2 separate regions of the Homo sapiens genome follow, and region 1 is linked to region 2. A link is an interaction called in ENCODE POLR2A ChIA-PET data of the cell type or tissue named here. Cell type or tissue: HepG2. All regions are shown on one strand. Links, peaks and the distances in the headings refer to the core of each region. The heading gives the core; the rest is flanking DNA. Region 1 holds the start of BMF (Bcl2 modifying factor). Region 2 overlaps KNSTRN (kinetochore localized astrin (SPAG5) binding protein).

Region 1 (9,304 bases), core at 6,298-8,797, 290 kb after region 2:
AGGGAGACAGAAGTTGGCAGAGAGGGAAAGAACATCCAGGACAGGCAGAAGAGAAACTACAGGGACAAGGATCTCTCCTCAGTTCCAGAAGATTCCATGGCAATAGAGGGAGGAAAGTGGCTAGGCGTGGTGGCTCACGCCTGTAATCCCAGCACTTTGGGAGGCAGAAGGGGCGGATCACCTGAGGTCAGGAGTTCGAGACCAGCCTGGGTAATATGGCGAAACTCCGTCTCTGCTAAAAATGCAAAAATTAGCCAGGCATGGTGGCTCACACTTGTAATCCCAGCTACTGGGGAGGCTGAGGCGGGAGGATCACTTGAACCCAGGAGGCCGAGGTTGCAGTGAGCCAAGACTGTGCCACCACTGCACTCCAGCCTGGGTAACAAAGTGAGACCCTGTTTCAAGAAAAAAAATAATAATAGAGGGAGGAAAGCAAAGCCCAGTGTAGCATGTCTGCCAGTCGGATGGGCTGAGACCCCCACATCAGAGACATCCTGGCTGTGTTGGCAGGCTCTTGAGGGCCTTCTTCTCGCTGGCCCACGTCATTGAAAGGTAGCGATAAGGTTATGGTACCTGCCTGGGACTCCCCTCCCTTGCTTGTCTCCTGCATCCGAGAGGACTTTTCTCTGAGCCCACAGGATCTCCGAATGGTCCTTAGCTGAGAAGCCCCCTTTAGCCGGACCCCCCTCACCCACCCGGCAGTGATGAGAAAATGGACCTGTACAAATCTCATCTAAGTAGCAGACTGCAGTCCCATGTCCAGTCATCACATTAGCCTAAAGCTACAGGGCCAGGGCAGGGGCTGGAAGACAGGGCAGCCTGTTGAATGTAGTCAAGGATAGAAGTAGGAACCGAAAATGTGCCTTAGAGCTGATGCTGGGCCGCTGGACCGCTTCCTGCGGGTGATGCAATCGCTTCTGCCACAGGTGGTGGTGGCAGTGGGAGTGTTTGCAACTGAGAGAGCTGGAATGTACCTCGCTAGGCTGCCTCAGGCTTGGCCTTCCTGTTCAGGGGGCAGCCGGGGTCAGTGTGTTATTGATGGGGGAAGGGGAGTGAATCCTGTCTGTGGGGAGGGACTGAGTGTGCCTAAAGGCAGTAGAGGTATGGGATGTTAGCACTGGCTTTCATGCCAGGGTGGCTTCAGACTGTGCTTCTGTTGCTGTGGGCCCATACTCGGAGAAGTAAACTTAGTTTTCTTAAGTGTAAAACACGGCTGATGGTAATAGGTCTATCTTGAGGTTGTTAAAGCCTGAATGAGACACTGTTTGACACAACATGTCTGGCACATAGTAAATGCTCAGCAGGTGGGAGTTGTTTTCATTACAGCCCAGGGACCTGGGCAGGATTGCGCTAAGAGGTGGGTGTCAGCCCCAAATTCTCTTTTTTTTTTTTTTTTTTTTTGAGATGGAGTTTTGCTCTTGTTGCCCAGGCTGGAGTGCAATGGCATGATCTCAGCTCACCGCAACCGCCGCCTCCCAGGTTCAAGCGATTCTCCTGCCGCAGCCACCCGAGTTGCTGGGATTATAGGCATGTGCCACCACGCCCAGCTAATTTTGTATTTTTAGTAGAAGATGGGGTTTCTCCATCTCCAGTCAGGCTGGTCTCGAACTCCCGACCTCAGGTAATCCATCCACCTCGGCCTCCCAAAGTGCTGGGATTATAGGCGTGAGCCACCATGCCCGGCCCGTCAGCCCTAAATTCTAATCCCTGCTAAGCCAGACTATTTACCCGAGTTATGCCACCTCTGAATCCATAAGGGCATATAAATGCATGTTGGAAAAGATCACCTGTGGTAGCAGAGCTGGGAGCTGAATCCAGATCTCCTGACATCTAGCCTAGAGCTCTTTCTGTTTTTTTGTTTGTTTGTTTTTGTTTTTTGTTTTTTAAGAGACAGGGTCTCACTCTGTCACTCACCCTGGAGTGCAGTGGTGCAATCGTATCCCCCAACTCCTAGGCTCAAGTGATTCTCCTGTCTCAGCCTCCCAAGTAGCTAGAACCATAGGCGTGCACCACCATGTCTAGCTAATTTTTAAATGTTTTGTAGAGAAAGGGTCTCACTATGTTGCCTAGGCTGGTCTTAAGTGATTCCCCTGGCATCAAATAATCTTCCTGGCTTGGCTTCCCAAAGTGCTGGGATAAATAGACATGAGCTACTGCACCTGGCCACACTAGCCCAGAGCTCTGTCTACTCCACCTGATAACAGGTGGGCTTTGAGAGCAGGGAAATGGGGCTTCAGACATTTCCAGATGCTTCTATGCGAGGAAAGGCAAGACCATTTGGGAGAAGGCTGTTTTTCCTTAGCTTGTTTAGTTCCAGCTCTTCTTGCTATACCCTCCTCTAATCCTCAGTGTCTCTTTGAGCATGTGTATAGGTGTGTATATGCAAGTTCATGTTTGAGAAAAAAGGGTTCTGATGTGTTCAATGATCCCCAAGGGGATTGTGTCTGTACCTCCAGCTGCTGGCGTGGAGCCTAACATATGGCAAGTGCTCAGTAAATGTCTGATAAACTCACACCTGAGGGATTGAACCCCTGTCTCATGAAGCCCCTTCCAGAGAGAGACCCTGTTCCCCTCCAGGACAGTGGGGACTAAGGAGTTGGCTGAAAAACAGCTGATCTAACTCACTTCTCAGCCCAGATCATCTTGAACACCAAGTTCAAAACCTGGGACACTTGAAGCCGGGAAGGGACTGGTCCCCAGCTCTTCTGGGTGGCAGGTTTCCTTGATAGCAATAAATCTGGCCTCAGCTAGAAATTTCTGAGATTTCCCTGCCAATCCCAAAAAGAAGTGTGTACTGTTGTAGTGATGTACATTTGACCAGGAAAAAGGCTGACATCCTGGGAGAAGTAGAGTTAAAGAAAGTGTATTTCTGTTGGATTTCTTCATTCCTTGGCAGGATAAAGCTAACTTCTTTTCCACGGGCTGCACACTGGGTTGAGGAGAGGGGAGCTGAGGATACTGCCCTGAGGGCCTGGCTCATAGTTTTTCCAGTAAATTTGTCTCCAAAGACTTAGTGAGTGACTCATGTGCCAAGCCTGGAGCAGAGCAGTCGGAGGGTATCAAGGAGTAGATGGCATCACCCTTGTCTTCTTGGAGGATCATCTCGCTGGTGAGAAGAAACTCAGTCAGATAAGCTGGGTGCAGTGGCTTGCACCTGTAATCCCAGCTACTCAAGAGGCTGAGGTGGGAGGATCGCTTGAGGTCAGGAGTTTGAAATTAGCCTGGGCAACACAGGCGGACCCCCATCTCTATTAAATAATTTTTTAAAAAGAAAAAAAAAAGAAACTAAGATAAGACCAGGCATCCTAAATGGCAAAGCCAATGTAGACAGGACATTTATCGGGAATCCCCCACTGTAGCTTTCTTCCCACTTCCTAATACAGAACTACTTGTACTTTTTAAACGTGTGAATATACATTCATTTACTCATTCAACAAATATTTACCGAGTAGTCCCCCCAAATGAAACTGAACATATGCTGTTGTCATACTTCATGGGATCTTGGACTTCACATCTTATCTTCCAAGCTTTCCCAGAGGGTAGCATGCCAGCTTTAGTCCTTAGTTTCTGTATTTCCCTTTACATCCAGGTCTCTGAATTCCCAGATGCTTTCTCTTGAGTAGAGTACCTGCTTTTTCTATTTGAATCCCTCTGAATCAGCAATTGGCAAGAAGTGAGCTCATTGACTAGGCAATCAAATTTCTTAACTTGCCCAGTTAGTAGAAGCCAATCTGTCTGTTCTGGCGCACACACACACACACACGTGCGCGCACCCCCGCCATACGTGTGTGTGCACCCGCACACACGCATACACACACACCCACGCACACGCGTGCACACACGCCCACAAACACCTACCAGCGCACACACACGTGCACACACATGCACGCACACCTACCCACGCACACACACGCGCACACACACGCATACACACATGCACACACATTCGTGCGCACAAACACACACTCTCTACAACTCAGAAGAGAGGAACTATCCTTTGCAGACAGACGGATAACAGATAAAGTCCCTTTGATAGGGCAAGTCCGGCAAGGGAAGGACACCCACGTCTTGCAGATCCCTGGTCTTTCTTACATATATGAGCTCTTCTGGAAGTAGTTAAGGGGGTCAGGCACCATGTGCTCCCCCAGCAAGACCCCAACCTTACCCATAAATCAGTTTCCCATCTAACCCCTCCCTGGGGGTTGAGTTACAAACCTCAGTAACCCCAGGGCAGCCTGCCTGGTAATTCCTATTATTCAGCTGTCAGCTGGTTTTTTAAAAACCGCCCTTTCCAGTGATCCAGTTACTGGAGTTTTAGAGCCATTTCTTGTCTCAGAGAGAAATCCTATAGCCAGGTGAGACAATGGAGAGGGCTCCTGCCCGCTTTCTACAGGAGCTGGGTTTTCTCTCTGGTTGAGAGCAGCCTCCCCTTAACTCTGTATCCCTCCAAGATTGTCAGGGAAGGCCCTCCTCCCTATCAGCCTCCGTGCTGATGCCTTTCTCTGGGGACCCTTCTCCCAGAGCCAGCATCAGTTAGCAGAGGAGAAAACAAATTGAGACAAGGTGCAGGAAGAGAATGAGAGAAAGGAAATTCTCCAAAATAGAGGTTGCTGTGACTGCACTGTGTATTTGCTCCGAGCCCAGTCAAAAGCTCAGGGTTCATCTGTTCCCAGGGTGCTGCTATTGGTCAGGGGGCTCAGAGCCCAGATCTGCAGCACAGCAGGTCCTGATACTGCTGAGTCCATGCAGTGCTGAAAGGGGGAAAAGGGCATAGAGGGAGGAGTCTGCTTTGACAGTGATGAGAGGTGGGGGTGAGGCTCCTGACCTCCCTGACCCCTTTATCCCTGACAGTCCTTCTCTGGTCCCTCTAGCTCAGAAGGCTGGGCCCCTTGCTGCTTGACCTTAGAGACTGAGAGCGCAGGAGGCAAAGCCACAGGTGTCTTTCAGAACCAGCCTGAGGGAGCAGGCTGTGAAGACCTGGGAGAGAGGTCTTAAAATAAATATCAATAGTGATGTGACCCTCCCCATATCTTGCAAACTGCCAGACCCCCTGAGATACTCCCTCCTGTTCCTCAGCCCAGTTCTGTCACAATGACGATTTTCTGAAACCTTTATAGGGCCACAGACCACTTTATGAAACTGTTGTAAGCTATGGATCCACCCCACTCACAAAAATGTTTGTGTGTACCCACAAACACAGTTTAGCCAGTTTCAGGGGTTCATAAACCCTAAAGCTCAGGACTCTGATGAGCCTGATGAGTACATAGATCCCATATCAATATCCCATTCTTGGCTGGGTGCGGTGGCTCATGCCTATAATCACAGCACTTTAGGAGGCCGAGGTGGGAGGAGTGCTCGAGGCCAGGAGTTCAAGACCAGCCTGGGCAACATAGTGAGACCCTGTCTGTACAAAAATAAAAAATTTAAAAAGTAGCTGGCTGTGGTGGTGCACACCTGCAGTCCCAGCTACTTGGGAGGCCGAGGTGGGAGGATCACTTGAGCCTGGGAGATTGAGGCTGCAATAAGCTGTGTTTGCACCACTGCACTGCAGCCTGGGAAACAGAGCAAGACCTTGTCTCAAAACAAACAAAAAGAACCCATTCTCTCAGCTTCTTTGCCTTGTGGACCCAATTTTACCATGCAGGGCTGTGATGAAGCACACAGAGCTTTAGCATCTCAGGTGGGTCAGGAGAGCTACGATGGCCCCAGCCCTCAGGGCCTGTGCTGTCCCAGAGGGCAGATTCAGAGCTGCTGTGGCCTTGAGTTTCACTCTTGAACCGAAGGAATGCTCAGGGGCACCACTGGCCAGCCTGAGACACTGGTCTGATAGGAAAGCAAATGAGAAGAGAAGGATGGAAGGAAGGAGCGGAAGGGAGTCGGTGCATTGGAAATCACGGAGGGCTGCCGGTGCCCTTCACAGAGGCTAGGTTTGGTTTCTGTATCTCCCTACATGTAGCAGGAGTGCAAGGTCACTCTGACCAGCTCAGACATGCACTTTTGGCCAAGCCTCTGGGTAAAATAATATACCTCCTTTTGGCTTAGTGCCTTTTGCTGGAAATCTATCAATTTCGGGGGACTGTGCTACTGGCTAACCTTGACTCCCCACTCTTTCCCTTTTCCCTCTTTGTCCTTTGGAGACAGTATTTTTCTATTCTAGCAACCACAGCCCTCAATATGGCTGGTTCATTCTGTTTCAGGTGACTTCTGAGGGAGCAAAGGAAAGAATGATGGGAAAAAGGTACAAGGAGACTTCAGGCTCTATTGGGCTGAAGGTCCCAGCTCCACTGAACTTAAATCTAAGTTTACAACCCAGAGAGCAGCTCGGTGGTCAGAGCACTGCTGAGCCCTACTGCCCCTGGTGGGTCAGGGTTGTTGCAGGACTGGCTCCCTCTCACTGCTCTCTGGACTCATCATTTTATCTTTCCTAAAACTCAGGCTTGGTCAAGTCACTCATCTCCAATAAAATCTTTGCTGCCTCCCCTTTATAAAATACAGATTCTTCAGTCTGGCATTCCAGGGACACCTCTGTAGTCTGACCTGAACCCACCTGCCCATGCCTACCGTTCGTAAATCTCAGTGTGCACCCAATGATCCAGTCACCAAGCCTCCCTCTGCTCCCTGCACAGGTAAGCTCTCCAGCTCAGCACTTCAGTCTGCTACCCTTAGGCCTGGGCTATTCTTTTTTATTTTATTTTATTTTTATTTTTTTGAGACGGAGTCTCATTGTCGCCCAGGCTGGAGTGCGGTGGCGCTATCTCCGCCCACTGCAACCTTCACCTCCTAGGTTCAAGCAATTCTCCTACCTCAGCCTCCCAAGTAGCTGGGATTACAGGCATGCGCCACCACGCCCGCCTGATTTTTGTATTTTTAGTAGAGACAGGGTTTCCCGTGTTGGCCAGGCTGGTCTCCAACCACTGAGCTCAAGTGAACCACCCGCCTCGGCCTCCCAAAGTGTTGGGATTACAGGCGTGAGACATGTGCATCTGGTTTTCCTTATTGAAAAATATTTCCCATTCAATTTAAAAGCTGTCTCCCTGAGGCCTTCTCCAGCCTTTGTATTCTGAATTTTTCTGCATTCCTCAATAGTCATTATCCTTGGAATGAATACAATTCCAATAACTTTTCACTATTTTCAGGGCTACCTCTCCTAGTAGACTGTAAGCTCCTTGAGGGCAGACGCCAGGTTTCTGGCACTCAGCCCAATATCTGGCACAGAGTAGGTGCTCGGTAAATGCCTGTGAAGTAGCCCATAGACTCCCTTACGCGGTCTGCAGGACATGCTGCTCTCCTGGCAGCACCAGCACAGTCTCTAAATGCTGCCATATGCGAGATATGTGTCAACCGCTCAAGCAGCCCCGGCCTTCTTGAGCGCTCCGCTTCTCAGCCAGGTGCTTATTTTGCCAGTGCCCACGCCCAGTCAAGAAGAGGACCTAAGGGCTCCCCTGGATGTGTTTGTTTCAAACACACCTTCAGCTTTGGAGCTGCAGTTTTCTTCCGACCTGCTCGGCAGGCGGGAGGGAGCTTTCCCCTGAGGCTGGGATCCCATAGGGACCCGCACCCTGCACCCTGCACCCACTGGACGCACCAGCCTCATAAAAAAACTCCCCGCCTCCTTCCCCCCTCCCTTTGTGGACGCGCAGCAATTATTCTGCCCATTGCCGTGAAAAAGAAGACAAAAGTTACTTTGGCGCCCCCTCTCCCACACCTAATACAGAGGATTCAGGGACTCTCTGGCGCTTCCAGAGCCTGTGTTAGGGACAGAATCCGCACTGGCGACGGCGCTCCGACTGCGCTTCTGGCGACGGTCGGAATTTTGCTCGGCCCCTTGCAATGTTTCCATGGGAAGGTTCGTACATTCGTGACCGTCCCTGGCAGCGGCCCAGCCCGGGACTTGGCGCTTCACTCGCCATTGGTCAGTCCTCGGCGTGACGCGCAGGGGGGCGGGGCCTCATCAGCTGTTTGCGGGATGCCCCGAGCAGGCGTATTTTGGAAACAATACCGCACCGTGCGGAGTGGCCTCCTCCCGCCCCGGCCTGTGCCCGCCGCCGCCGCCGCCCCTGCCTGCGCCTCCCGCCTCCTGCCGCAGCCCGGTGAGCGCCCGGGTGGCCGCCGGGGGCCGGGCGGAGTTGGATCGCAGCTCCTTGGGGAAGTGGGGAGCGGAGTCGCGCTGCGCACGGGGGCCCGGGAAGGGTTTGGGCTGCGGACGTCTGGGGTGACCATGAAGAACTGGGGCGCTGGGGTGAGGGAACGGGGTGCAGAACCCACAGTTGGGTGCGCTGCTCCAAGAGGGAACTTGGGGGTAGCATTTGGGACTCGAAGGAGTTGGGTCCAGGTAGGCAGGGGAACCTGGGGTGCACTGCTGAGCAGACCTGGGCGCCCGAGAACGGCCCAGCCTCTGGGTCTGACTTTGGGATAGGACAGGAGCTGTGGGGCATCCTGCCTCTCTGCGGAGTCTGAAGGCTCCTCTCCTTAACAGCTGGGCTTTTTCCCTCCTTCCCAATCGAGTCTGGGCGTCCAGCCCCCGAGTGCTCGTCACGCTGGACCCTGGCGCGGAGCCCTGGCATCACGACTCGGAGGCCGAGACTCTCTCCTGGAGTCACCCAGGTCTGGGGTGTGTGTGTGTGTGTGTGTGTGTGTGTGTGTTCCTAGTCACTGTCGAGGATCTGGGTGTCTGACTACTGCCTTCTCCTAAGAGGAGGAGGAGTCTAAGTTCAGCATCCCTCTTCCAGCCCTTAGGGGTTGGGATGGCTGCAGCGGGGCTTGAGTTCCTTTGCTAGGAATAAAGCATTCCCTGGCCCTGTTCTCAGGAAGTGCCCTCCTCCTCCCACCGCTCTGGACATCACCTCTTAAGCTCAGGAGAAAAATTTCACCCTCTCTTAGTTTACCCTTGACCTTGGCCAGCACCCCTCCAGAGGCGCCCACCTACAGGCAAGCCACCTACAGTTTGTGGAGCGTGAGAGGGGTCCCTGGGGCTTGCAGAGCCACACCTTCTGGCTGCACCTCCCCCACTGTCCAGTCCAGGCAAAGGTTGAACTTTGGGGCTTTGCTGGGAGGGGGAGGGGAAGGTGATAGGCTTCAAAGGAAAAACCAAGACAATGACTCGTGCTGGTGATTGGCTTTGAGGGCCCCTTCTTAGGTCAAGATTGCTAGCCTGAGAAGAGGAGGTTGGAGAGCTGGAGGGGAGCCCCTGCCAGGTGACTGGCGGGACAGCACTTGGTCCTTTCATCAGGAAATTTTGTTTCCTGTTGTTAATAAGCTGGAGTGCACCACCTCACCCCCCTCCCCATACACACACACACACACA
Region 2 (16,040 bases), core at 3,581-6,080:
GCTGGCGTGCTCCCTAGGATGAGTGTTTTTAGCGGGGTAGAAGAGCAAGTGTTTTTTTCTTTTTATCTCCCTGCGTTGAAATAGCAGCCCCTAACTGCGGAAATCTCTCTGTGGGAAAGCAGAGTGTGGAAACAGCAATCAGAAAACTGCCCACGTACCCAGTAAATTGGTCAAGCATCTCTGGAATAATTAAGATCGGAAAAGTAGTGCTTGCTCTAACGTGCACACTGATCATAACAGAGTACATCTTGCTTTATTATATAACAAGGTTTGTAGATTTAGATTCATGTTTTATGGGAAAGGGGTTATTAAGGAGTAGCTGCCTTCTAGATTGGAGATGCGCCTCGATTTACAGTGGGGTTACTTCTCGATAAACCCATCATAAATGGAAAATATTGTAAGTCAAAAATGCACTTTGAAAATACACTTAGGCCGGGCATGATGGCTCACACCTGTAATCCCAGCACTTTGGGAGGCCGAGGCGGGTGAGTCACCTGAGGCGGAGAGTTTTAGACCAGCCTGGCCAACATGGAGAAATCCTGTCTCTACTACAAATACAAAAATTAGCTGGGCGTGGTGGTGCATGCCTGTAATCCCAGCTACTCAGGAGGTTGAGGCAGGAGAATCGCTTGAACCCGGGAGGTGGAGGTTGCGGTGAGCTGAGATCACGCCATTGCACTCCAGCCTGGGCAACAAGAGTGACACTCCGTCTCAAAACAGAAAACAAAAAAACACCTAACCTACCAAACATCATAGCTTAGACTAGTGGACCTTAAACGTACTTGGAACACTTATAATAGCTTATAACGGCACAATCATGTAACACAAAGCATATTTTATAAGACAGTGTTAGATATCATTTATTGAATATTGTACAGTTTCTATTCAATGTCTATCACTTTCACACCATCATAAAGTTGAAAAATCTTAAGTTGAACTATTGTAAGTTGGGGACCATTTGTATTTAATATGTGTTAAATATTAAATAGTACATATTTACGTATTATACTATATATTAAATAAGATGTATTAAATAGGCTGGGCATGGTTGCTCATGCCTGTAATCCTAGGACTTTGGGAGCTTAGGTGGGAAGATCGCTCGAGGCCAGGAGTCCAAGACCATCCTGTGCAACATAGGGAGACCCTGTCTCCACAAAAAATTTGAGAAAACAAACAACAACAAAAGATGTATTAAATAGTAAATAGTATGTATTTAATACACCAGAATAATAGCAGTCAGGACTTAGAAACACGGGTTCGGGACACAGGGAAAGGAAGAGTGGTGAGGGGAAAGAGGGGAGCTGATGGAATTAAGTCTCTATCCCCTCTCCACTTGCTCTATTTTCCTCCTCCATGTTGTGTCAATGTTATTTTTAAAATTTAATTAATTAATTAGAGATGGGGCCGGGGTGGGGGTGGGCAGTCTCACTATGTTGCCCAAGCTGATCTTGAACTCCTGGGCTCATGTGATCCTCCTGTCTTGGCCTCCCAAAGTGCTAGGATTACAGGCATGAGCCACGGAACCCAGCCAAGTCAATGCTCTTGAACAACTCATCTCAGGTTGGTACCCTGAGTCCAGGAGTCTATGCAATCCCACTACATAGCTGTGGGACTTTCGGCAAGTTTCTTAGATCTTTTCAGTCACTGTTTCATCATCTTTAAAACGAAAATGATACCAACCAACTTTAAGGCTACTATGAGGAATAAAAGAGATTGCATACTTAATGATTCAGCACAGTACTTGGCACATTGCTCTCATTTTTAGATCATTCATACCACATCCAACTTCCCTGCACCCATTCCTCAGCTTCTAACTCACCCCCTCACCATAATTTGAAGTACTACTGAGAAGTTAACACCCGATCATAGCACTGCTTTTTTGTTGTTGTTGTTGTTTAAGACGGAGTCTCACTCTGTCGCCCAGGCTGGAGTGCAGTGGCGCCATCTCGGCTCACTGCCAGCTCCGCCTCCCGGGTTCACACCATTCTCCTGCATCAGTCTCCCGAGTAGTTGGGACTACAGGCGCCTGCCACCACGCCTGGCTAATTTTTTGTACTTTTAGTAGAGACGGGGTTTCACCGTGTTAGCCAGGATGATCTTGATCTCCTGACCTCGTGATCCGCCCACTTTGGCCTCCCAAAGTGCTGGGATTACAGGCGTGAGCCACCGCGCCCGGCCGCTTTTTTTTTTTTTTAAATCAGGTTGAAATTAAATTTTTTTTTTTTTTTTTTTGAGACAGGATCTCTGTCACCTAGGCTGGAGCACAGTGGCACAATCATGGCTTACTGCCATGACTGGACTCAAGCAATCCTCTGGCCTCAGCCTGCCAAGTAGATGGGACTACAGGCACATGCCACCGGCCTAATATATACATCTATACACATATACATACATATATATATATATGTATGTATATTGTAGAGATGAGGGTCTCACTATGTTACCCAGGCTGGTCTCAAATTCCTGGCCTCAAGCAATCCTCCTGCCTTGGCCTCCCAAACTGCTTGGATTACAGGCATGAGCCACTGTACCAGCCCACCTTTATTAGTTTCTTAAATATTCCACAGTTTTATGTAAATACAAGCAATTATGAATATATATTCTTCTTACACTTAACAATGTATCTTGGAGATCTTGGCATATCACTATGTTAAGAGCGTCCTCTTTTTTCTTTTTTTAAAGACTATTCCATTGTATAGATACAACTTAGTTTTTCTTCTTATGAATGAGGTGGAGGATTTTTTCATACCGAAAGCCCTTATTTTTCTGTGGACTGTCAGATCATGTCCTTTGCCTATTTATGTGTTGCACTGTTGGCACTTTTCTTAACTCAAACCTACAATAAATGTGTAGGTTCACTGGAAAAGAATCAGGTCTGAGAGGAAAGACTTTGAGCTTGTTTTGGGCACAATTATGTTTGAAGCGCTTTTGAGTCATCTTAAGAGGTAATGTGGGCCAGGCATGGTGGCTCACGCCTGTAATTCCAACATTCTGGGAGGCTGAGGCAGTAGGATCACTTGAGGTGAGGAGTTCGAGACCAGCCTGAGCAACACAATAAGACCAGTCTCTACAAAAAATTTTAAAAATTAGCCAGCGGTGGTGGGTTGTGCTTGTAGTCTCAGCTTCTTGAGAGACTGAGACAGGAGGATGGTTTGAACCCAGGAGTTTGAGGTCACAGTGTGTAATGATCAGGCCACTGTACTCCAGTCTAGGCAACGGAACAAAACCCTGTCTCTAAAAAAATTAAAAACAAAAAATAAAAAGATTAACAAAATTAAGCTGGGTGCTGTGGTACATACCTGTAATCCCAGCTACTCAGGTGGCCGATGCAGGAGGATTGCTTGAGCCCAGGGGTTGGAGTCTAGTCTGGGCAACATAGAAAGACCCTATCTCCTAAAATAAAAAGAAGATTTTAAAAATTGATAAACCGCTAGCAAGACTTATCAAGAAAAAAAGAGAAATTGCAAATGTCTGATATCAAGAATTAAAAAGGGGACAGCTCTCAAATCCTACAGATATGAAAAAGATAAGGATATTTTGAGCAATTTATGCTAATACATTTGATAATGTAGATGAAATAGACAAATCAAACTGACACAAACTGACATAACAGAAAATCTGAATAGTCCTATATCTACTAAATAAATTGAAATCCACAATGAAAAACTTTCCATGAAGAAAACTCCAAGCGTAAATGACTTCACTAATGAATTCTTCCAAATACTTAAGTAAGAAATATGGGTATAGGCCGGGCGCGGTGGCTCACGCCTGTAATCCCAGCACTTTGGGAGGCCGAGGCGGGCGGATTACGAGGTCAGGAGTTCAAGACCAGCCTGGCCAACATAGTGAAACCCCATCTCTACTAAAAATACAAAAAATTAGCCGGGCATGGTGGCGGGAGACTATAGTCCCAGCTACACGGGAGGCTGAGGCAGTAGAATCGCTTGAACCCGGGAGGCAGAGGTTGCAGTGAGTGGAGATCACGCCACATCACTCCAGCCTGGGCGACAGAGCAAGACTCCGTCTCAAACCAAAAAAAAAAAAAAAGAAAAAGAAAAAAAAATATGGGTATAAACCTAAGAGAGAATAAACAAGAAATAATACCCGGTGGCTCAGCCTGTAATCCCATCACTTTGGGAGGCCGAGGTGGGCGGATCACAAGGTCAGGAGATCAAGACCATCCTGTGAATGGTGAAACCCCGTCTCTACTAAAAATACAAAAAAAAAAAAAAAAAAAAAAAGTAGCCGGGCGTGGTGGCGGGCGCCTGTGGTCCCAGCTACTGGGAGGCTGAGGCGGGAGAATGCCGTGAACCCGGGAGGCAGAGCTTGCAGTGAGCCGAGATTGCGCCACTGCACTCCAGCCTGGGCAACAGAGCGAGACTCCGTCTCGGAAAAAAAAAAAAAAAAAAAAAAAGGAAATAATACCAAACTTATTATTTCAACTCATTTTATGAGGCCAATATAATCCTGATACCAAAAATCTTACAAGAAACATTACAAAAGAAGGCCGGGCACGGTGGCTCATGCCTGTAATCCCAGCACTTTGGGAGGCCAAGCTGGGCGGATCACGAGGTCAGGAGATCGAGACCATCCTGGCTAACACGACGAAACCCCGTCTCTACTAAAAATACAAAAAATTAGTCGGGCGTGGTGGCGGGCACCTGTAGTCCCAGCTACTTGGGAAGCTGAGGCAGGAGAATGGCGTGAACCCGGGAGGCGGAGCTTGCAGTGAGCCGAGATTGCACCACTGCACTCCAGCCTGGGCGACAGAGCAAGACTCCGATTTCATATGATACAAAAGATTAGAGGTAGATAATAAACCTTAATATGAAAGGTGAACAATAAAGCTTTGAGCAACAAAGTAAGGTAAAAATCGAACAAATGAAAGTATAAAGTAAAAACATAAAATACTGCATGTTCTCTCCTATAAATGGGAGTTGAGTACATTGAGTACACACAGACACAAAGAAGGCAACAGCAGACACTGGGGCCTACTTGAGGGTGGAGGGTGGGTGGAGGGTGAGGATCAGAAAACTACCTATCGGGTTCCATGCTCGTCACCTGGGTGACAGGCAGTTTACCTATGTAACGAACCTGCACATGCACCCCTGAACATAAAAGTTGAAAAAACAAAGTAAAAACTTGTTCATACAGGCCAGGTGTGGTATATAATTACATCCATAATTCCAGCACTTTGGAAGGCCAAGGTGGGCAGATCACCTAAGGTCAGGAGTTTGAGACCAGCCTGGTCAACTTGATGAGACCTCATTTTTGCAAACATACAAAAATTAGCCAGGCAAGGTAGTGTGCACCTGTAGTCCCAGCTACTCAGGAGGCTGAGGCAGGAGAATCGTTTGAAACTGGGAGGCGAAGTGGCAGTGAACCAAGATCGCAACACTGTACTCCAGCCTGGGCCACAGAGCAAGACTGTCTTAAAAAAAAAAAAAAAAAAAAAAAAAAAGAACAGAAAAAAACAAACATGTTTATATTGTTATAAATAAATGGGAGGGAGAAGGCAGAAATCCTCCTTACAGAAGAATTCCAAACAATATAGACAGGTAGATAGTTCTTACTCCCCTTGAGAGTGGCTGGAATTAGTGATGACTTCTAAAGAGAGTATGGAAGGAGTATAACAGTAACTTTACAGTGGAGAAACCCGGCTAACACTGCCTTAACCAAGTGATCAAAGTTAATATCACTAGCAACAAGTCAAGTTGATGTTATATACCTGTAATATCGTGTGCAAAGCTGGTTCCTTCTGGTGGGTTCTTGGTGTCGCTGACTTTAAAAATGAAGCTGTGGACCTTCGTGGTATTACAGCTCTTAAAGGTGGCATGGAACCAAAGAGTGAGCAGCAGCAAGATTTATTCTGAAGAGCAAAGGAACAGCTTCCACAACCTGGATGGGGAGCCGAGCTGCTAGACACCGCTGGCTGGGGTTGGGGGGTGGTGGCGGGGCTGGGGGGCAGCTTTTATTCCCTTATTTGTCCCCGCCCAGATCCTGCTGATTGGTCCATTTTACAGAGCACTGATTGGCCCATTTTACAAGGTGCTGATTGGCGCATTTTACAAACCTCTAGCTAGCTACAGAGCACTGATTGGTGCATTTTAAAATCCTCTTGTAAGACAGAAAAGTTCTCCAAGTCCCCACCCGACCCAGAAGTCCAGCTGGCTTCACCTCTCAATATGATGCGTTGAGTACACTTTACATATGTGGTATTCTTCCCTAAAACACATAACCACAGTCTAATCATCAAAAAAAAAAAAAAAAAAAAGAAAGAAAAATCAGACAAATCCAAATTGAGGGATATTCTACAAAATATCTGACCGCTACTCCTTGAAACTGTCAAGGTCATGAAAAACAGAAACAGATTGAGAAACTGTCATTGACCAGGGGAGACTAAGGAGACATAATAACTAATGACAAAATACAATATGGCATCCTGAACGAGATCCTAAAACAGAAAAACTACATTAGTAGACAGACCAATGAAATCCAAATAAAGCCCAGGGTTTAGTTAATAATGATCTACTGATGCTGGTTTCTTAGTTTTGACAAATGTGCCATGGTATTGTGAGATGTTAACATTAGGGGAAGCTGGGGAAGGGGTATATGGGAATTCTCTGGACTATCTTTGCAACTTTTCCATAAATCTAAAATTATCCCCAAATATATAAATTATTACTATCTTTTGAGACACGGTGTCACTCTGTAGCCTAGGCTGGAGTGCAGTTGAGATAGATCAGGTAGGTTGGTCACAGCCTCACTTAAAGGGGAAGAAGATACTTGCCAAACAGACAGATGGAGAGCACAGCTCAACGCTGCACAAACCGCATCAGGAACTCGTGGTCAGAACATCCTGCTGCAAGGAGGAAAAAGAGTAAAAGGGGAAAAAACCTCGAGCTTGCACAGGGACAGAAACCCTTGGTCAGTGTCTTTAGGTTGACCTATACTCATTTAACAGTAAAAACACACCCCAGGATGGAGAATTACAATGCTAATGAGACATGCAATGTATATACTGGCATGTATAGCAATAGTGTGTGCTCATCCAGAAGACCTTCCACAACATGCTTAACAGCAACACTCATTCCCACCCTTTAATGAATAATTATATAAGCTTCTCATAAAGGTAATTTCCCCAGTGTAGGATGGGGCTGTCTCATTCTCAAGTAGCCCTCTCTGGCCCAGCTATCAAGAGTGTACTTTCACTTTGCAATAAACTACTTTGCCTACTTTTACTTTGGATTTGCTCTCAAATTCTTTTGCTCACCAAAGTCAAGAACCTGAACCGGCCCACCAACAACACAGTGGAGCTTTCACAGCTCACTGCAGCCTCGTTCTCCCTGGTTCAAGCAATCCCCTCACCTAAGCCTCCAGAGTAGCTGGGACTACAGGTGTGCACCATCGCGTCTGGCTATTTAAAAAAATTTTTGGTAGAGAAGAGGTCTTGCTATGCTGCCCAGGCTGGTCTTGAACTCCTGAACTCAAGTACTCCTCCCGCCCCAGTCTTCCAAAGTGCTGGGATTACAAGCATGAGCCACTGTGTCTGGCCAAAATATATATTTCAAAAAAGACTGACTAAACCTCCAGCTCTCATACATTGTTGTGGTGGTATAAACAGGTACATTTATTTTGGAAAACTGAGTTGCTTACCCTCCGACTCAGCAGTTCTATTCTTGGGTATCTATCCAAGAGAAACCAGTGCACTTTTATTAATAGCCTAAACATAGAAACAAATGTCCACTAGCCAGAGAATACTGATACATTCAACGATACAAATTATAGAGACATGTTGAGCTAAAGAAACCAAACACAAGAGTACATTCTCGGCTGGGTGCAGTGGCTCAAACCTGTAATCCTGGCACTCTGGGAGGCCAGGAGTTCAAGATCAGCCTGGGCAACATAGTGAGAGCCCCCAGCTCTACCAAAAATTTAAAAATTAGCGAGGGGTGGTAGCATTCATCTGTAGTACTAGCTATTCAGTTGGCTGAGCCCAGAAATTCGAGGTTACAGTGAGCTATTATTGTGTATTATTGTGCCTCTGAACTCCGGCCTGGGCAACAGAGCAAGATGCTGTCTTTTTTTTTTTTTTTTTTTTTTTTTTGAGTCAGGAGTATCACCATGTTGCCCAGGCTGGTCAAGAACTTCTGGCCTAAAGCTATACTCTGGCCTTGGTCCGTCTCTTAAAAAAAAAAAAAGGGGAGCTGGGCTTGGTGGCTCAAGCCTGTAATCCCAGCACCTTGGGAGGCCGAGGCAGGCGGATCGTATGAGCTGAGGTGTTGGAGAACAGCTTGGGCAACATGGCAAGACCTCATCTCTACAAAAAATACAAAAATTAGCTGGGTGTGGTTGTGTGTGCCTGTAGTCCCAGTTACTTGGGGGGCTGAGGCAGGAGGATCACTTGAGCCCAGGAGGTCCAGGCTGCAGTGAGCCAAGATGGCACCACTGCACTCCAGCCTGGATGACAGAAACCCTCTCTCTCTCTCAAAAAAAGTATATACTATGAGTCCATTTATATGAAATTCTTGAAAGGACAATACTAATGGATGTGATTTTGTAGAGTAGTGCTCACTTCCACAGCAGCAACAGTAACTTATGAACCTGTACACTTAAGGTTAGTGCACTTTAAGCCTCAAATTAAAAAAAAAAAACAAACTGGTTAAAGTTTGCCATTTCAACTATTTTATTTATTTATTTATTTATTTATTTATTTATTTATTTAGAGATGGAGTCTTGCTCTTGTCACCCAGGCTGGAGTGCAGTGGCACGATCTTGGCTCACTGCAACCTCCGCCTCCCGGGTTCAAGCGATTCTCCTGCCTCAGCCACCCAAGTAGCTGCGACTATAGGCACCCGCCACCACAACCGGCTAATTTTTGTATTTTTAGTAGAGACAGGGTTTCACCATGTTGGCCAGGCCGCTCAAACTCCTGACCTCAGGTAATCCACCCACCTTGGCCTCCCAAAGTGCTGGGATTACAGGTGTGAGCCACCGCACCCGGCCTCAACCATTTTAAAGTGTACAATTCAGTGGCATTAGGTATATGCACAATGTTATGCAACCACCACCACTTTCCATTTCCAGAATGTCATCATCCCAAAGAGAAACTCCCCTCCCCTCCTGCTCAGTCCCTGGTAATCTATATTCTACTTTGGATGGATTTGCCTACTGTAGCTACATCACATTAGTGTTTCTGTGTACTTTGAAGCCAGATTGGCAGAGAAAGAAAAATGGTAAGGAAATAGCTTCTTGAGATATTTGGCTGTGAATATAGTATATGTGGTAGCTGGAGGGGATAAGGGTGGGGTTTTGGCTTTATGTTTTAAGATGGTTGCAATTTGAACTTAAGAGTCAAAGTTGAGAGTTCCCAAGTCAGAAGGAAGTTGAATAACTGAGGCCTGCAAAGGCATGGTAAGATCAGCGACTGTGTTTTGGGGTGGGGAGAAGGGGGCACTGGAATAGAAGTTTGGGGTGAATTTATGAAGGGAATCTTTTGCCAGGATAAGTTTTAAACTTTAATAATATCACCACCAGGATTTGAGTACCTTTGCCAGGCACTGGGTTAGGTACTGGACATAATTCTCTTTTATAACCACCCAGCAAGACAGGTATTATTGGTATGAACTTATTCATACTTTTTTCTTTTTTGAGACAGAGTCTTGTTCTGTCACCCAGGCTGGAGTGCAATGGTGCCATCTCGGCTCACCGCAACCTCCGCCTTCTGGGTTCAAGAGATTCTCCTGCCTCAGCCTCCCGAGTAGCTGGGACTACAAGTGTGTGCCACCACACCCAGCTAATTTTTGTATTTTTAGTAGAGACAGGGTTTCATCATGATGGTCAGGCTGATCTCTAACTCCTGACATCGTGATCCACCCACTTCAGCCTCCCGAAGTGTCAGGATTACAGGCATGAGCCACTGCACCCAGCCTGTTCATACCAGTTTTATTGGTATGAACTCAGTTTGAGAGAATTTGCCAAAGACCAGTTTTTAGTGGATAGGCTCAAAATATTTGAAACATAACCAACTTTGTGAATGTCTGTATGAGAAGGCAAACAATTTTGGCCCTTTAAGCTCAGGTTGGAGTGTTACTGGCTTCACTGAGTGTCTCTGGGCAGCCTTAAAGATGCTGAAGGGTGGGGGTGGGAGGGTTTGGAGAAGAAATTAGGAGGTGCAGAAAGAACAGGAGATGGCCAAAGTCAGCCTAGTTTGGTTAAGAAAAAAATTTGGCCATGCCTTTGGTAAACCGGGGGGAGGCCTGTCATGGACTTCAGGCCATGTACTAAAGGATCTATTGGACCAGGCCTAGGATTGGCTGTGCAAAGCAAACAGCAGGCAGATAATCATGCTTAAGAGTGCAGGGAGGGCTGGGCGTGGTGGCTCACGCCTGTAATCCCAGCATTTTGGGAGGCTGAGGTGGGTGGCTTACTTGAGGTCAGGGGTTAGAGGCCAGCCTGGCCAACTGGGCAAAACCCCACCCGACTCTACTAAAAATACAAAAATGGCAGGGTGTGGTGGCTCATGCCTGGCCTCAGCACTTTGGGAGGCTGAGGCGGGCGGATCACTTAAGGTCAGGAGTTGGCCAACATGGTGAAACCACGCCTCTACTAAAAATACAAAAATTAGCTGGGTGTGGTGGTGGGGGGTGGGGTGCCTGTAATCCCAGCTACTCAGGAGAATTGCTTGAACCCAGACAGCGGAGGTTGTGGTGAGCAGAGATCGCACCACTGTGCTGGGCGATAGAGTAAGCAAGACTCTGTCTCAAAAAAAAAAAAAAAAAAAAAGGCCGGGTGCAGTGGCTCACACCTGTAACCCCAGCACTTTGGGAGGTCGAGGCGGGCGGATCATGAGGTCAGTAGATCGAGACCATCCTGGCTAACATGGTGAAACCCTGTCTCTACTAAAAATACTAAAAATTAGCAAGGCGTGGTGACATGCCCCTGTAGTCCCAGCTACTTGGGAGGCTGAGGCAGGAGAACTGCTTAAACCTGGGAGGTGGAGGTTGCAGTGAGCCGAGATCACGCCACTGCACTCCAGCCTAGGCAACAGAGTGAGACTGTGTCTCAGAAAAAAAAAAAAAAAAAGAGTGCAGGGAAAACATGGGCAGCAAGTGGCCACAGACCTGGTGAAACCACTGCTACAAATGGGCAACACCCTCAGGAGACTAGCCAATGCTCTTGGGAGACAGAGGGACTAGCCACAGGACTCTTAAAGAGTAGCAGAAAAATATTCTAGATTAAGTCAGAATATCTTGGACTTGTTAACTAAATTAGTTCAATAATGATCAACTGACATATCTAGGTTAAAAGGCTATTTTCATTCCTCAATGTTACAGTCAGAATATTTACAGAAGTATTTATTTTAAAAGTAGACTTAAAAAAGAAAAGTAATTTAGATTAAAAGATCCAAGGTGTATTGTTTCATGTAGGTGTTACTGCTACCTATACTTTCACCCCATTTATTAAGCCCAAAACACTTCAAGCAACTTCAGGTTCATAAATTAATAAGGAGGTACAGAAGCCCAACCAGGATGGGAAAGAATGTGTTTCAGGTTAGAAGGGGACAGCATGGCTCCTCAATGATGTCTTGTATGGAACATTTGTGCTCCACTGTAATGAAGATTTTCTTCCTGAAAATCTGAATGTGACATTTTAGATCCTCTGGTTGTTGGTTTAGTCTCCCGATTGTAATGGTGTGCTGAAGTCAGGTGGTTGACTAGAAGGTCAATCCAAGCTCCTAGGCTCCCCTCTCTTGTAGGCCTCAATTATCCACCTGTGAGGCTCAGGAGGGCTGACCAACCTGAAGGTTGGGAAAACTTGCTTAAATGAGGAATTGCCATTTCAGCATAAACTGTCCTTAAGTCTACTGTAGAAATTGTTTTCATTCTGGAGATGGTGAGTCCCAGAAGATCATGGCCAAGATGATGTCCTAAGTAGCTTCCTCTGAGATTTTATGCCCAAGAGGGAGCCATCTGGCCACTTGCTTCTTCTTACATTTCTAATAGCTGCTCCATTTCCTTAAGGGCTGTTGTTAAATCATTTACTTGATTGTTACATAAGGTTTGCTGTTCTAGGAATCGGACTCTTTCCTCTTTCATCTCCAGCTTTACCTTTAAGGCCTGCATGGAAAGACATTCCAAAAGAAAACAACACATACACAAAACTCTTGACTAACAGGAAACACAATTCCCACATCAGAACATTATGCTCCTATTCCACTAAGGAAGACCACTGGAGTATCAACAGACTGTATCTTCTATTTTAGATTTTATTTCTATGCACTGGTTTTAGGAATTGTCCCTCTAGTAGTAGAGAGGGACTAGACTCCTGTATCTAAACTGGAACGATGAAATCCTCTACATTTGGTGCAATATCCCATGATTCATCCAAGCAATCTGAAACAGTCCAGACCAAAGAATCTGTGCTTACTACAGGTCTTCTCCTTGAGTTATCAAGTTTCCATAGAATGGATTACATATAGTTCTCAATTCCCAACTCTGAGCAACCTACTGTGTTACACATTGCCTCATGCCTTGGTGATGTGAACATTTGCAAGAAGCCTCGGTAACAGAAAAAAAAAAATTAGTGGAAAAAACTGCTAAAATCCAAATGAAGACTTGGAATATAGTTAATAGTAATGTACTGATGTTGGTCTGTTTTTTAAAAAATTTTTTTCCTGCCGGGTGCAGTGGCTCACACCTGCAATCTCAGCACTTTGGGAAGCCTAGGCGGGCAGATCACCTGAGGTCAGGAGTTCGAAACCAGCCTGGCCAACACAGTGAAACCCTGTCTCTACTAAAAATATAAAAATTAGCCGGTCATGGTCGCAAATGCCTGTAATCCCAGCTACTTGGGAGACTGAGGCAAGAAAATCGCTTGAACCCGGGAGGCGGAGGTTGCAGTGAGCCGAGATCACGCCATTGCACTCCAGCCTGGGGGACAACAGTGAGACTTTATCTCCTTGCCCTCCTGGGCCCAAGTGGTCTTCTTGCCTCAGCCTCCTGAGCAGCTGGGACTACAGGTATGTACCACCACGCCTGGCTATTTTCTAAATTTTATTTTGTAGAGATGGGGTCTTGTTATGTTTCCCAGGCTGGTCTCAAACTCCTGGCTTCAAGTAATCCTTCCACCTCAGCCTCCCAAAGTGCTGGGATTATAGGCGTGAGCCACCATGCCTGGCTGATTTCTTAGTTTTGACAAATGTACCAGGATAATGTAAGATGTTACTATTGGGGGTGGAGGAGGAAGTGCATCAAGAAGAATAGCTAATGGATGCTGGGCTCAATACCTAGGTGATGGGATGATCTGTGCAGCTAACCACCATGGCACACGTTTACCTGTGTAACAAGCCTACACACCCTGTACGTGTACCCCTGAACTTAAAAGTTGGAAAAAAAAAAACACGTTACTATCAGGGTAAATTTTCTGTATTATCTTTGTAACTTTCCTATAAATCTAAAATTATTTAGAAAGTTTATTAAAAATAAATAGAAAAACAGAAAAGACCCCACTATAAATCTACCTATCATGGTAGGAAATGGTCAGGGTGATGTCTGCCTCTCACCTGTAACTCCTCCATCTGCTTTTTGGCTGTTTCGTTAAAAAGCTTCAGCTCCTCTTGCAAAGTTTCTAACAGCAACTAAGAGGAAAGCACAATGTAGTAAACAAATCTTCATATAAAACCAGACTTGCATTAGATGATGGCTAACATCCTTTCCACACAGTTCTCAACAAAGGAGTCAGGAGAGAAATTTGATAAAGTATAGAACAGAAGAACGAGAAAGCTCTCTCTACAGGTTTACCTATTATGTGTTTTAAATTTTCAATTCAGACTCACTTATATTTGTAAGCACAAAGCTACCTTTCAAGTAAAATATGCTATTTTGAGTACACATCCCATTTCTCTTTTCTAGCATCACAGATAATCAAAGGCTGTTTCTTGGAGTTTATGGAATATATAGCAGAGACCTTCTTAGATTTACAGAGCCCCACAGTCACTCAGCCCTTGCGCCCTTTCACACCCATGCCCTCACCATAGAGTCCATGTGATCAGTAGTGGATTCTTGTCGTGATGCCAGGGTCTCACTGCCTAAAGCTGATGGATACAACAAAGTCAATCTCACTTAGGGAACTACACACCCTAAACAAAAGAAAATAAAAACCCTCCGTGGACAAGTACAGAAATATTCATGAGGGGAATTTCTCTTAAGTGTCTCATCCTGGACTTTCTCCTAAGTTTTCACCTTGGCAGGGTCACCCATATCTGCCCTGCAAAACTGTATTTTATCTCCTTTCAATCTAGGTTTTGATATGGCCAAAAATTCGGTATACTTTCTCCTTAGGTCAGTGGACAATTTGTCCAAAGGAAATGTATAGGTTGGATTTTTTTTGGTTTTGTTCACAATTCACAAAGCTATTTTTAAGAGCCTTTCAGGCCTTAAAAAATTATTACTTTCGGTAATATCACATGCATGTAATAAACTAAAATCATACAAAATATTTATGGTGTCGGATGTGGTGGTGCACACCTGTAGTCCCAGCTATTTGGGAGGATTGCTTGAGCCCAGGAGTTGGAGGCCAGCCTGGGCAACATAGCGAGATCCCATCTCAAAAAAATAAACAATTTTAAATTTAAAAACATATATATTTATGGTGACTATAAAGAATATCCTAGGCTGGGCATGGTAACTCATGTCTGTAAACCCAGCACTCTGGGAGGCCGAGACAGGCAGATCACTTGAGGTCAGGAGTTTGAGACCAGCCTGACCAACATGGCAAAACCCCATCTCTACTAAAAATACAAAAATTAGCTGGGTGTGGTGGTACACGCCTGTAATCCCAGCTACTCAGGAGGCTGAGGCAGGAGAATCACTTGAACCCAGGAGGAGGAGGTTTCAGTGAGCCGAAATCACACCTCTGCACTTCAGCTTGGGCAATGGAATGAGACTTCATCTCAAAAAAAAAAAAAGAATATCCTCAACTGTAACCTAAAGATTAACCAGTAACATTCAAAGTCAGTATTCCTTAATACAAAAAGGCCTGGGCCCCTTTCCTGGGCATTCTCTGGCTCTTTGACTCAGTCTGAGGCCCTCTTACAGTCTTTGGGCAATTCCTTCTTCTGCTCTCTTTGCTACAGATACTGCTTTCTGGGGGACAGGGTCAGAATAGTAGTCATATTTTAGTCACTGTAATTCTGATGATTAACCAGGTTTAAGAATGCTTGAAATAGTATTTTCTTTCTCTTCCCATTTGGGATTACTAGTATGCTTGAAAGGAAGAGCATGTTCAAACAAAATGTTCCTTTCAAGCACACTAGTAACTTTCCCAAATAGGAAGAGACAGAAAATGTTCTCCCTTGAAAGGAACAAAGTGTTTCTCATCTATTTGCAAGGTCATACCTGTTGGCACTAAATGAATGGCATAAAGTGTTCAGGTAAGAAAGAGATAACCCTCTCTCTATAATCATCTGAAATCCTATTGGCCAGGCAAAAATCAACATCACATGAAAACAAACAGAAGCTTTCCAAAATCTTTAGGGCTTTATGAAAGTAACCCCTGCACATACTGGGCCAGCTGATGCCATGCTGCCAAGATCAACCCCGGAAGGGGCACATGCACCAATTCCTTCAAAGGAGGCTAGCTGTGTGCTGTCTCTTACCTGGATCAAGGCCCTTGCTCTCCAAAATTGCCAAACAGTTGTCCCGAAACTTCTCCAGCAGCTCTACCTTCTGGGTCAGGTCCTTCAGCTCTCCCTATTGGAGCACAGCACAGACAGATCAGGAATTGTCCAACTCCCTAGGGGTGGTTGCCCTTTCTTGCCCTTGCTCTTGGACAGCCATAGCAAAAGCCTGGCTTTTTTTTTCTGCCCTTGGGCATCTGTGCATTAACAAGCTTGCTCATCCAAGGGGCCACCCATCAGGATTCCATGTGGATCGCCCAGTGGCAGCTGGTAACAGAGCTCTGGTGGGTCTCTTACCTGAGTTTCAGTCAACTTCTGGTGCAACTGCTTGTTGACGGCTTCTAACAGCTGGTTCTTGTCC

The links. ChIA-PET counts read pairs that join two places held together with the same protein. Peaks named below come from ENCODE experiments on the same cell type or tissue, not always from the same donor. Only the 100,000 strongest peaks of a DNase experiment are listed, where the experiment ranks them.
Region 1: POLR2A ChIA-PET joins it to region 2 with 8 read pairs; 2 of 35 experiments call an interaction of 5 or more read pairs at or near these places.

What each region holds. Positions count from the first base shown.
Region 1 is chr15:40,107,559-40,116,862 of GRCh38, reverse strand. BMF (Bcl2 modifying factor) reads left to right here and starts at 7,984. Exons shown (of 5, transcript NM_001003940.2): 1 at 7,984-8,090; 2 at 8,477-8,604. RefSeq lists enhancers at 48-551, 877-936, 8,686-9,304 and a silencer at 7,927-8,176. In HepG2, for the core only: a CTCF peak has its summit at 7,723; a DNase peak (open chromatin) is centred at 7,792; H3K4me3 peaks cover 1,582 bases.
Region 2 is chr15:40,389,548-40,405,587 of GRCh38, reverse strand. It overlaps KNSTRN (kinetochore localized astrin (SPAG5) binding protein), which reads right to left. Exons shown (of 9, transcript NM_033286.4): 5 at 15,977-16,040; 6 at 15,659-15,752; 7 at 14,034-14,095; 8 at 13,565-13,639; 9 at 11,300-12,119. The coding sequence ends at 11,991. Among named protein-coding and RNA genes, the nearest start is that of IVD, 8.2 kb to the left of the region's middle. RefSeq lists enhancers at 1,878-1,977, 7,019-7,088. In HepG2, for the core only: no CTCF peak of the experiment used is centred there; no DNase peak of the experiment used is centred there.